Regions from separate parts of the Mus musculus genome. Here all the other regions are linked to region 1. Evidence: chromatin contacts called from ENCODE POLR2A ChIA-PET data. All regions are on one chromosome and are shown on one strand. The core of a region is the stretch at or near the end of the contact, and the rest is flanking DNA. Distances in the headings are between cores, read along the strand shown. Region 1 holds the start of Pik3r3 (phosphoinositide-3-kinase regulatory subunit 3). Region 2 overlaps Pik3r3 (phosphoinositide-3-kinase regulatory subunit 3). Region 3 holds the start of 2510003B16Rik (RIKEN cDNA 2510003B16 gene).

Region 1 (4,244 bases), core at 406-2,905:
CACTGTGAGAAACACAAAATAACTCTAGTGGCCTCAAAGTCCTCAAATAAAAATATATTTATATGTACAATTCACATGTACATATATAGAAACCTATCACAGATATGTATATATCCCATTCACGGGAAAGAGAAAGATTCTTTATTTTTAAGAGTCGAAATTATATCAATTCTACCCCCCAAATTAAGTTAAATCACCATAAATTAATTAACGAGTAGTAAAATACTACATGCAGACCTAAGAAACTATATGCATAGGAGAAAAAAAGCCTCAGACTAAGGCCATGAATGAATAAGAACGCACAATCCCTGAAAATCACTAACCGGCATTTGGTTTCTATGAGAGAAGCACGGAGTCTCAAAATGAATAATCACAAAGGCAACTCAGTTTCTAAAGTTAACCAAGGTAAAATAACAACGAACCATAGCAGATAACTGCACTAAAGTATAAGCTTTAAGGAATCGCCACAAAGGGAAATTCTTCAAGCATGGATTATAATACATCCCTTGCCAGCAGAAATCTTGATTAAAAAAAAAAAAAAAAGTGGAGGGCCGTCAAAACCCTGAATGACATGCAAAGGCCAAACCAAAACGGGTCTTTCCTCCCACTCCAGTCCCCCCGCCCCCACCCCCTCAGGACAATGGGATCAGGGTCCTAACTGCAAACTTTAAAGGTGTAAGCCAGAGCAGTTTTACTGCAGCTATAACTGCAATCTACCCCTCATCCCGAACCTGGCGCACCCAAGAATACTTCTGGCCTGAAAACGTCACCGGGGTTTTGTTAAGCACAAATCAGACCCATCCAAAAATTTTAAAAAATAATAAAAATAACAAGTTTGCTCTCAAATACCTGGAGGATCCATTTCAATATAAAATATCAGTTCTGTCGAATAGGGCATCATCACCTCCCTCCAGTCTGCGTCATCGCGGTCCATACTCCACACCGTATTGTACATCGCGCTGTCAGGGGCAGGTCGTCGGGAAATATATAAAAAGCATATATATCTTTTATCTGATATTTAAAATCTAAATATATATTTGCAAAAGTTCCACACGGAAATGTACTTGGGGGTTTCCAACGGCCAGTACAAGTCCAGCCAAACTACTAGGATGAGGACAAGGTCCTCCTCTTCTCTCCTCCTAAAGCACCCAACAAAATACCCCGAACTTTCAAGCTACGGGGTTTTTACCTCAGAGGGTTACAGGGAAGCTCGGAAAGCAAAGAGCAGTGGTGTTAAAAAGCAGCTTCCCGAAAATCCTTCCTACACAATCGCTCTCCAAAGGGAAAAGCTCCCACCGCCTCCTAATCTTTCAGCGGAAGCCACTTTTGTGTCCTTCGGAGAAGAGAGAATGGAGAGGAAGGGGGAAAAAAGAACGCGTTGGGAGAAAGCTGGGGAAGTGACAAAGGCTTGAAAAGGGGGTTTGCGTTCAAGTTTCGGGGTCCCACTGGTCTGCGGAGAGCGATTCCCTCTGGGATTGGGACTCGGGCTCTATTCGCGTCAGGCTGGGAACCCAAGCTTCCGCAGCTTCGGGATGGCGACCCCTTGGAGAGTCCAGTCAGCTCGACTGTGCCCGAGTAGTAAAGGTAACCACGACAGCGCCGGCTCCCCTCACGCTCTGCCCTGGCTCCAACCACTAGAGTTTCATTTTAACTGCGCTGAGGGGACCTCCTCCCCCGCCCTCCCCCCTTGCCACCCCCGCTGAGGCGCCAACCAACCGGGCAGGACAGGAGGAAGAGCCGGTAGCTCGACTGTCCTTTCCACTCCTTTGCACCTTAACTGCAAAGATTGTCAAGTGCCTAAGAAATGAAGACTGCCACCACCCTCCGCTTCGACTTTTAACTCTCCCCGTCAGCCTGCGAGACTCGACACTTTAATCAGACTTTGCCATTACCCCCTAGCCTCGCTCAGAATGGTACAGTCCGGGCGCTGGCCGCTCGCCAGGAGTCGGAGCCGGGCGCACGCGAGCTCCTCCAAGAGTGGGGGGCGGATGGTGATTGGCTGAGCCCGGTTGCCGGAGCCCGAGCCTGCGTCTTTTGTCTGCCCTGCTCCAGCTGAGGAGCGGAGACGGCTGCGCGCCCCAAGCGAGCCAATCAGGAGATAGCCGGCGCCGGCCGGTAAGGCGGCGATTGGTCGGACCTCAGTTACTAAGCGGGACAAAGGCAGAGGGGAAAAGAAAAGAGGAGGAAGAAGAGGGGGTGTGGAGAAAGAAAGAAGGCGCAAACGGCGGTTACTGACAGGCTGGGCGAGCGCTCGGGGGCTCAAGCTGCCCGGAGACTGGCGGGGCTTCCCGCTGTGGCTCGGTCCTCCCGGACGAGTGACGAGGGGGAGAACGGGCTGGCGCGAGACTCTTCTGCCTGGAGACTAGCTGCGGGGGGAGGGGAGCGGCGGCAGCGGGGCGTGCTGTCACTTGGCGGGGCGCACACTCTTCTGCTCCATTGGAAGTCTCTGGGCAGAGTTCCTCCTCACAAACCTCTTCACCTTGCTGCGTTCGCCCTCCCCTACCCCGGTGTTAAATCATCAGATACAGCAAAGGTCGCCAAGCCCACTTGCAGGACTCTCTGTCCAGACAAGATCCCCATCGTCCCCCACCCCACCCCCCCCACACACACACTCCCTGAGGGTACCTGAACCTTGAATGTTCCTTGGGGAGTCATCCCCCCCCCCCCCCGCTACTCCGCTTCACACTGAAGGACTTTAGAACCCATAGTTACGCTCAAGCAAAGAGTGAGGCATCTCATCGAGCCCTCCAGTTCTAGTACTCAAATCAGAAAATAAAGAAATAAGAATTAAATAGATTTTTTAAATTACAGTGTCTGTGTGTTTTCTGTGGTAAGTCACAGGTGTTGCATTCCCCTACCAAAAAGGCGCTTTTCTGTTTCCCACTTCCTAACACACAGGTCCCTCCTTCCAAGCTTAAAGTTCTGAGACTTGCTTCAGAAAAAATGCTGAACATTTTCATGCATTTCAGAAACAGCTAATTAACTTGCTGGGGAACCCTGAATAGCTAACCTGTGCCTAGAATTGCCATCCTGCCATACAATACAGTCTGAGGAGGCCAAAACGGCTGTTTCCTCTTTACACTGGAGTAACAAAGCCCATTGTGTTTGAGTTGACAACCTGATTTAAGCTTGAGCAAAACCTATCCTCAGTAGCTCTGTGTATTGACTGGCCTCTAGAAGGGTCTCCACTTTTAATCCTCTACCTCCTAAAGGGTTCTGCCTTTCTTGTTTTGTTTTTTTGTTTGTTTGTTTTTGTTTGGTTTTTGTTTTGCTTTGTTTTGTTGAAACAGGATTTCTCTGTGTAGCCCTGGCTATCCTGGAACTCACCCTGTAGACCAGGCTGGCCTCAAACTCAGAAATCCGCCTGTCTCTATCTCCCAAGTGTTGGGATTAAAGACATGCGCCACCACTGCCCAGCTGGGTTCTACCTTTTCTTAAAAGTGCTCTGAGTTAAGCCAGTCACGGTGGCTCATTCCTTTAGACCCAGCACTCTAGAGAGAGAGGCAAGCAGATCTCTTGAGTTCAAAAACTAAGTCTGAGGCCAGCCTAGTCTACAGAGTTAGTTCCAAGGTAGCCAGGTCTACACAAGGAAATCCTATCTGGAAAAAAACAAAAAAGGGGGGGGGGGGGAGGGTGTGTGTGTGTGTGTGTGTGTGTGTGTGTGTGTGTGTGTGTGTGTGTGTGTATGTGGGTGTACTGAGTTGAAACAGGCCCAGGAAACAGTCAAAATCAAAATGTGTACAAACTGGATACAAAGTAAAAGGACAAGAATTCAGAAAATACAGAGAGGGTAAAGCACTAAGGAAACAAATTAGAGAAGCACACTAGAATTCTTTTAGAATCCTGGAGATGCTTTCTTTTGTCTCTTCAGTTGAAATGTATTTCAAAAGCTAAGCAGCTCTGGGGCAGGGCTCATTAATTTTAATCTCCTGAACTGCTCCTTCAGGTAGAAGATGTTAGAAGAACAACTCTAATTTGTGGCTGGCTTCCCAGCAGTCTGTACTTCACCATATCTGAGTGCCAAAAGTATTCACATTAGATAACTCAAAAGGCTGAGCAGTCAGTCAAGGGCAAGTTGGTATACACAGGTGTCCCTCCCTGTGCATTCCCAAAGAAAATGAGACTAAAGAGACAAAAGTGTGGAAAAGATAATAATGGCTTTTCATGTTTCCACAGCAACTTTTGCCTGGACCGAGCTTGACCAGTTAGTGATGGGTTTCCCTTTCTGATACACAGAGTAGTCA
Region 2 (4,389 bases), core at 261-2,760, 79 kb before region 1:
CCTTGCAGAGAAGGGACACAAGGAAGATGCCACTCGGGCTTGAGTCTGAAGTAAATGTAGAAAGCTTGTGTCTTAGTAGTGTGGAGCTGTAGGATGTCTTCATCTATTGCTGGAGCAGTGACAAGAACATAAACAACCTACCTAAGCTGAACTATGCCAGGTGGAAACAGCTTTGTTTTGTTTTGTTTTTATTTTAAAAACTGTATCTAGCCAACCCAAAGCTGCTTTCCTGTTGGGGACTGGCTGATCTGGGGACTGGCTGATCTGCCTGCCCCTATGGTCCTAATCTGTCTCTAGCCTCTGCTTTAGTCAATGAGTCTACAGTTAAGATGCCAAAAGAGATAGTCCCAGGGCCTAGATCATGAGACAGAACTTTGAGCTAGCCTTGAGAAGAAGACCAACACCTGCTTCCAGACTCCCTCAGACAGCAGGGCCACTCTTAGGAGACTGCTCCTCATGCCATTTCCACAGCTCAGGATCAGATAAATCATGTAGTAACTTGGCAGAAAAATAAAAAGATAGCTTCCGATTTATTAAATGATCCCTGGTCTCAGCTCCCACAAAGTGGTTACTCAAAGGGAAAGAATATAGGACTGAAAACCTGTCTTTCTCCATTGTCCAGCCCAGGTGTAGATGCTGCTTTCTCCTGCATATCTTCCATGTCTGCCTACAAGGTAAAGACATTATTCAACACTAAAGCTGTATATTTTATCATTTTGACTTACTTGGAAGAGATTTCTTTAAAAAGGCGTTCAGGACATACTAAAATTTTAGTGCTGGATCAGAGGGATTCCTCACACCTAATCTTGAGCATATAACTGCTTCAGCAAGTTCAACATCAGTACAAAGTCACAGGTATTCCAATCAACAAATAGCCTGGCATTACTTGGTAAACTGAGCAAGATTTTAAGCTGGCAATTTTGAAAAAGGCCTTACAGAGTGGCTGAGGGTGGTCAATCTCCTCTCTTTCACACTGGAGCATGAACAAGAAAAAGCCATCAATGGCATGCCCTATCAACTGTGACAATTATTCAAAACTTTTGACCTATCTCTATACTGTGGTTTCTTCTAGACACTGTCACCAAAGGAAGTGCTCAGGGAAAGTCATATTCATCTTTATTTTGGCCCCCAAACTTCATCTTCCCTGATTGTAAGCCTGATGACCCAGGCACAGGCTGCTTGTCTAAACTGCCTGACTGCACATTACTGGGCTCAAGCAGCTGAGTCATACTGAGCCTGTTATGGCTCCAGAACTGACTCTGAAGCAGCTGAACTCTTAAATGAGTGTGAATCCATAAATAGATGGCTGCCCTCTCCTCTATCTAACTTCACTTAGCTGAAGGCTTAAACCACAGCCACGGAAGCATGAGAGCAGGCTGTGTGCACTGCCTTAACAGCAGGCTCACAAAAAGGGCAAGCAGGAAAGCCTGTGGATTATTTCCCCAGATAGTCTGAACTCCACGTCATCCCCTCTTCTGGCAAACGCTTCAACCACAGTATTGAATAACATGTCATGTGATGGACCCTTCACCATGGATACCAGGCCTCATGTGCCTGTGATTTACTGAGGTCTCTGACCACAAACTCGAGTCCTCCTTTAGCTACCTATGGCTCCCTAAACCCTATCCAAAAAAGGAAGGGGAGATGAAGGCAAATTAATCCTTGTATAGTTTTGGCAAGGCTTTTAAACTTGAGGAAGCACACAACAATGTTGTTCTCTATCATTATTTGGTATATCAAGCCATCTAAAAGCACTGGATTGCACTGTTTCTTTACTCATAAAACAACTTACAAGGGTTTCAAACATTTCTTTAAAGAAACACCACACAAGCACCAACTTCATTATGACTCAAAGCTTACTATTTCCACAAAATAATTCTATTCCTCATCTGAGAAACAAGGCCAGGGCAAAAGGAAATACACTGACCAATTTTAGTGTTTGTTGAAACTCACATTTCTAGTCTTTCAAGTTTTGGTACAGAAGTGTACATTCAGCTACTACTGTCCTCCCCTTAGACCTTGGTCTGGCGATGCTGCTTTGTTGGTTTTTGAACACAGTGCTTTAGAGGGAGGAGTTGGTGAAGATGCTGAAGCCTAGATTATGTTGATAAAATTGAAGTAACATCAACTGAAGGGGTCTTTTGCCTCCTTGGTTTAGATTCTGAAAATGTAATCCCATACCTCCCTATTTTCCTTTGGTTGTTTTTCCCTCCAAACCAAATCCCACTTTACCACAGAGCCAAAATCGGCTCTTTATTTGGGGGAAAGGGGAAGAGACTATCAAATCAAAACAACTCCCAGCAGAACTGTGACCTGCTGCATTCTTAGGGTTGAGGACAAAGGGATGTGGACTCTTCAGAAACTTCCAAATAAAACCCCCACCCCAACCCACAACAAGCCTTAGCTGTTCTTTTAAAGGTGCCTGACAACAAACCCAAACCCCATGAAACCAATATCTGCTTCCAGCTTAGTCCATCAGTGCAGCAGCACAGCCGAGGCCAGAGACCCTGGGCCCCTCATTTCTAAATCCAAGCTACTGCTTGGCCTCTCCATTTCACATTCACAGAATCACTTGTGCAAAACAAGCAGTCTACGTTGAAAGAATGCCCTCATCGTAGTCTAATAAAAACCATAGGAAAAAAACGGCTAGAGAGCGTGTCTCTTCCACTCTGCTTATCTGCAGAGCGTAGGCATCTGTGCATGGACAGGGTAGGCGAGCCTGACGTTGAGGGAGTCGTTGTGCTGAACCAGGGATGTCTGCTGGTAATGGAGCACCAGCTCCTTCAGTGAGCTGTACAGGTTGTAGGGTTCTGCAAAGCCATATCCTCGAGCCGTGCTGTAGATGACACAGTGCTTCACTTCCCCGTCTGCACTGAGAGACAACACAGGAAAATACTTAAGGCATGTCCAGGAAACAGAGGAAGTCCAGAGCAATTGTTATACATAGGATCCAGGCAGAAGCATCCTGTCAATCAAACACAACTGTGCCTCTTAAAGGCTTGACTTCAGGTATGTACAACCACCACCCATGTAGGCCTACTCTCTCAGCCCTCAATTCCTGTCACTCCACATACATGTCCATTTGTTAACTCCTCCTTTGTTGATTGTTGTAGCTTACAATCATGAGTGCTGATGTCAGGTGGCAGTGCTTTGGGTTGTTTTGGGTCCTGTGCATTTCAGAGGAATTTTAGAAACTTTTTTTTAATTTCTGCAAATATTCAGCTAGGGCTGTGGGCTGTTTTTTTTTTTTAAGATTTATTTATTTATTATATGTAAGTACACTGTAGCTGTCTTCAGACACACAAGAAGAGGGCATCAGATCTCATTACAGATGGTTGTGAGCCACCATGTGGTTTCTGGGATTTGAACTCAGGACCTTTGGAAGAGCAGTCGGCACTCTTAACCACTGAGCCATCTCTCCAGCCCAGGGCTGTGGGTTTTGTTAGGATCATAATAACTATGTAGATCAACTTTATGAAGATGTTTTGGTGGAAAGAAAATCAAGTTTATTACATTTCAAGGAACTGAGTAGGTGTGACCGTGACAGGAAAACTGCCTTGGGAGTTCTTAACCTATGGGTCGCAACCCCTTTGGGGGTCAAATGACCTTTTCACAGGGGATCACTTAAGACCATCAGAAAATACAGAGATTTACATTACAATCATAACAGTGGCAAAGTTACTGTTATGAAGTAGCAATGAAGATAATTTTCTGTTTGGAGGTCACCACAAGGTGAAGCACTAGGAGAGAGCACAAATCACTGCGCTAGATATTAGCACGAGGTCATCTTCACTGCACTAGATATTAACACAAGGTCATCTTCACTGCACTAGATATTAACACAAGGTCATCTTCACTGCACTAGATATTAACACGAGGTCATCTTCACTGCACTAGATATTAACACGAGGTCATCTTCACTGCACTAGATATTAACACGAGGTCATCTTCACTGCACTAGATATTAACACGTGGTCATCTTCACTGCACTAGATATTAACACGTGGTCATCTTCACTGCACTAGATATTAACATGTGGTCATCTTCACTGCACTAGATATTAACACGAGGTCATCTTCACTGCACTAGATATTAACACGAGGTCATCTTCACTGCGCTAGATATTAACATGTGGTCATCTTCACTGCACTAGATATTAACATGTGGTCATCTTCACTGCACTAGATATTAACACGAGGTCATCTTCACTGCGCTAGATATTAACATGTGGTCATCTTCACTGTACTAGATATTAACACAAGGTCACCTTCACTGCACTAGATATTAACACGAGGTCATCTTCACTGCACTAGATATTAACATGAGGTCATCTTCACTGCACTAGATATTAACATGTGGTCATCTTCACTGACCAAACTCTCAACTTCT
Region 3 (4,282 bases), core at 722-3,221, 98 kb after region 1:
CCCCTCTGACTACATAAGCTAGTCCCAATACTTCAATGAATGAGCTGTCCTGTGAAACAGTCTCCTGGGTTGGTTCACCCCTGCCTTTCAGCACCAAGACCCTGCTCCCCTGATCCTCTGCATCCTGATGGCCACTGGTGTACAATGGCTGAGGGGCAGGGGCGGGGGGGGGGGGAGGTAGGCCCACAGATATAGGGTTAAAAATTAGGGAGGTTGGAGGTTGAGCCTGGTGGCATAGGGCTATAATTTTAGCACTAGGAAGTAGAAACAGGAGGTTAGCACTGGATACATCAGACCCAGTCTCAAAAGAAGCAAAACAAACCTTCAAAAAGGAAATACTTGCCAGGTGTGGTGGTGCACGACTTTAATCCCAGCACTTGGGAGGCAGAGGTAGGTGGATTTTTGAGTTCGAGGCCAGCCTGGTTTACAGAGTGAGTTCCAGGACAGCCAGGGCTATACAGAGAAACCCTGTCTCAGAAAAAAAAAAAAAAAAGAAAAAAAAAAAAAAGAAGAAATTGAGATTAAAAAAAAAAAAGGAAATACTTATATATTTTCTAGGGCTAGGTAGAGTTTCTTTCCTTTAAAGAATATTTCTCTGTTATTAGAGCGTGTATGTACATGATGTTTGTATGAGGGTGCGCATGTGCCATGCTGTACATATGGAGGTCAGAGGTCAAGTTTGTGGATCAGTTCTCTCCTTTCACCTTGGTGTGGGCTGTGGGCACTGAACTCATGTCCTCAGGCTTAGGTGACACATGCTTTTATCCACATCCACACATCCCTTATACCCCCCATTTTGAGACAGATTTTGACTATACAGCCCAGGCTGACCTCATAGTCATGGCAAAGAAGTTAACTGTTCTTTTTGTGTATGTGATTTTGTTTTTCATTAAGTTGCTCACAGCCTTCTTGTCTCCCAGCAAGATATTCCTATGGAAATTAAAATTTCTTCGGTTCATTGTTCCCAAAAGCCAAGGAAAGGACATAAGTATCTCTTTAGTATATCCTCATTTCTGCTAGGCGGGCTGGGGATGACAGAGGGTCATAAGTTTAAAGATAACCGGGTTACACAGCAAGACCTTGTCTCAAATAACAACAAACCTCAGCAGTGACCGCCTCACGAAGTTCTACCACTATGCTATATTCCTAGTGCCCCCAAGACACCACACACACACACACACACACACACACACACACACACACACACGACAAAATGGGGACAATAAACCTTATCTGAGGATAGTAAATGATTTATAATAGCTAAGGAGATCCTTTTAAGTAGATAGTGATTAAGTGTAATGGGCATGCTATTTTGATTAGTGAGCACTTAGGTAATACATGGGGGCTATGTTAAATACTTTGAACACTTTTTTTTTTTCCCGTTCTTGGAGGGTCTTTCTACAGAGCTGTCGCTGTCCTGGAACTCATTATGAAGACCAGGCTAGTCTCACAGAGATCTGCTTGCCTATGCCTAGTGAGTACTATAATTAAAGGCCTGCGCTACCAGGCGCAGCTACTTTGTTCACTTTAATTAGACCCTGTGAATAATCCCTTAGGAGAGGTACTATAATAATATCACTTAAAGGAAAAACGGATTTTTAGAGAATGGGTGACTATGCCCCAGGAAAAGACAGCTAGCTTATTTCAAGACATCTCAGACCAATTGGCAGTGCAGCACCAACACCTCCGCTCACCTTTTGACTGGCCACTGGCCTTGCCTGCTTCCAGCTCAGATTTCTGCTCCAGGTCTGGCACAATAAAGAGCCTGAATCAAATTCCCAAAAATGTGCTGCCTTTTGAAATCTATTCCAGTAGCAACTCCTCCGCACAGTACTTCGGTGCAAAACATCTATTTGGTTCAGCTGCTTCGGCCAAAGGCAGGAGCCAGGAAGAGGGACCGTTGGCAAGTAAGAATTCTGGCACCTGCCTGTTGCTGCCACCAGGATAAGCCACAGCTCCTAGTGGTCTGTTGAGCCTCTGGGCGGAAATCCAAGACCCTTATTAGCCTCAGCCCTAGGCCCGCCCCTTCCTTTAGGCCGGATCGTCGAGCGTCAAGTTCACTGAACGCAGCCAATAGGGGACTGTGGTGGCAGAGTGGCGGGAGGTTCGATTGACACTGCCTGGAGGCTCTTAACGCGCGCTTTGGGAAGAGGAAGAATAAGGGGAAAGATACCGGAGTCGCTCTTTGCCTCTCTTCAGCTTCTAAGATTCTCCTCCTCCCAACCTGGATTTTTAACTGGTCCTTCCTGGGTTCCTGTTTAACTTCCCACAAGGCGTTCCTAGGTCTCTGCTTGCCTTCCTCACACTGAGGTTTGATGTCGGTCCAGCTCTGGTAAATTCTATCCCTCTCCTAAGAATTCAGGCGTCTCGCCTTCGTACTTAAGACTGTACTTTTTCGTAGGTGTTACTCTCAGGGAAGCAGCCCAGCTAGGGACGTTATTCCAACTCCACTTTGCTCATCTGCAACTTCAATCTGTCTTCTTTCCCATCCTAGATTTAGACCCAGCTCCGCTTGGACTTGGCTTTGGATATTTTGACCTTGAGGAACTTGGGGACCGACATTCCTGGTTTGGACCCAAGCCTCATCCTCTGATTGCATCCCCTCCCCTCATACCGACTCTTAAGACAATATTTTCAATGATATAGCAACTTCCTTTTATAGCATCCCCTGGTCCTGCATTCTCTGTTGCTGAGTGCTTTTAACTTCGCTGATGGGCACTTGACATTTGATGCTTCTGGGGCCAGGATGGTAAGTGTGACCTTAAGCTGACTTAAGGGGCCTGGCTGCAGGATCACTGCAGGAACTCACTTTCTGTTCTCCCTTGCAGAGGAGGAGCTTAGCTCCCAGCCAGTTGGCTAGGAGGAAACCAGAAGACAGATCATCAGATGATGAAGACTGGCAGCCTGGGACAGTAGTGAGTGTTTAGGGGAATAAGGAAAATGAGGTTCATAGTCATCTTGAGAAAGTACCTTTCATACATTTTTGAAGCTTTTTTTTTTTTTTTTTTTTTTTTTGAGATGAGCTTCTCACCAGGTCTGTAGACTATGGTCTGTCTCCCAAATGCAGTGTGTGGTCGTAGGCATGTGCCAGGCACACCTGGCACTTAAGGTTTTTTTTTTGAAACAGTGTTTCTCTGTGTAGCCCTGGCTGTTCTGGAACTCTGTTTGTAGACCAGGCTGGCCTTGAACTCACACAGAGGTTCCCTTGCCTCTGCTACCCAGTGTTGAAAGTGAAGGTGTTTGCCACTACTGCCCCGCGTAAGTAAATTTTAATGAAAATTTACAGTATACTAAGCATTGGAGAAGATTAATAAAATTGTTATCCTTGGGGCTGGAGAGATGACTCAGTGGTTAAGAGCACTGACTGCTCTTACAAAGGTCCTGAGTTCAAATCCCAGCAACCACATGGTGGCTCACAACCATCTGTAATGAGATCTGATGCCCTCTTCTGGAGTGTCTGAAGACAGCTACAGTGTACTTACATATAATAAATAAATAAATCTTAAAAAAATTGTTATCCTCCAGGTAGGTTCACTAGAAATTAATACAGTTTCAGTTTTCTTGGTGGGAGGAGAATATCAAAACCAAGGAATGGTAATGTTGGGTTCCAGGCCTGCCAAAAGTGGGGGTGGTGGTGTACTAATATATTCTGTGTGCTTCCCTAACTACATAGTATATTCAGGCCAGCCTGGAATACATGAAAATCTGCGTTTAAAAAAAAAAAGTAGGATTTTGGCATATGAGAGCTTTAGAGTTTCTCTGATATCCCTGGCTGCCCCTGAAACTTGCTCTATAGAGATCAGGCTAACCTCAGAATTTAGAGACCTGCCTCTGGTTTCCAAGATCAGGGATTCATTTGCCACCATGCCTGGCTGGGTGTTTTTTTTTGGTCTATTTTGAGACATGAATTCTGTTATGTAGCTCTCTGACTGACTTGGAACTCACTGTGTAGACCAGACAGAGATCCACTTGCCTCTGCCTGATGAGTGGAAGGATTAATGGCATGTGCCACTTTTTCTGTCCTTAGAAGGTACTTCTTGTTGGTGTCTGTATATGAGTATCGGCCTGTGAAGAGAAGGGCCTGATAACTGTTTCAGGAAATTCAGATAGCTTGACAAGTTGTTACAAGTGTGCTCTGATGGCTTGGTGTTCACTCTTTTTAAAACTTATTTTGTAGGGAGTATGCATATGTCATGGCACTGGGTTTGGGTACCTAGCTCAGGCTGTCTGGTTCTGAGGCAAGCATCCATTCTGCTTAGCTGGTTCACAGCATCCTCCTCTC

What was found. ChIA-PET counts read pairs that join two places held with the same protein, here RNA polymerase II (POLR2A).
Region 2: POLR2A ChIA-PET joins it to region 1 with 25 read pairs in Patski. The contact joins the enhancer-like site here to the promoter of Pik3r3 in region 1. POLR2A ChIA-PET finds 5 or more read pairs at or near these places in 2 of 5 experiments (Patski and embryonic stem cell).
Region 3: POLR2A ChIA-PET joins it to region 1 with 32 read pairs in embryonic stem cell. The contact joins the promoter of 2510003B16Rik here to the promoter of Pik3r3 in region 1. POLR2A ChIA-PET finds 5 or more read pairs at or near these places in 3 of 5 experiments (Patski and embryonic stem cell).

Annotation. Positions count from the first base shown.
Region 1 is chr4:116,219,019-116,223,262 of GRCm38, reverse strand. It overlaps Pik3r3 (phosphoinositide-3-kinase regulatory subunit 3), which reads right to left and starts at 1,655. Exons shown (of 10, transcript NM_181585.6): 1 at 850-1,655. The coding sequence starts at 955.
Region 2 is chr4:116,298,117-116,302,505 of GRCm38, reverse strand. Pik3r3 (phosphoinositide-3-kinase regulatory subunit 3) reads right to left here. Exons shown (of 10, transcript NM_181585.6): 10 at 1-2,872. The coding sequence ends at 2,674. Among named protein-coding and RNA genes, the nearest start is that of Pik3r3, 79 kb to the right of the region's middle. Within about 2 kb of position 1,510, at least 1 of the 3 ENCODE cell types and tissues checked has a DNase peak (open chromatin) inside an H3K27ac peak, as active enhancers do.
Region 3 is chr4:116,121,529-116,125,810 of GRCm38, reverse strand. It overlaps 2510003B16Rik (RIKEN cDNA 2510003B16 gene), which reads right to left and starts at 1,971. Exons shown (of 3, transcript NR_131048.1): 1 at 1,695-1,971. Rad54l (RAD54 like (S. cerevisiae)) reads left to right here and starts at 2,122. Exons shown (of 18, transcript NM_009015.3): 1 at 2,122-2,749; 2 at 2,829-2,915. The coding sequence starts at 2,747.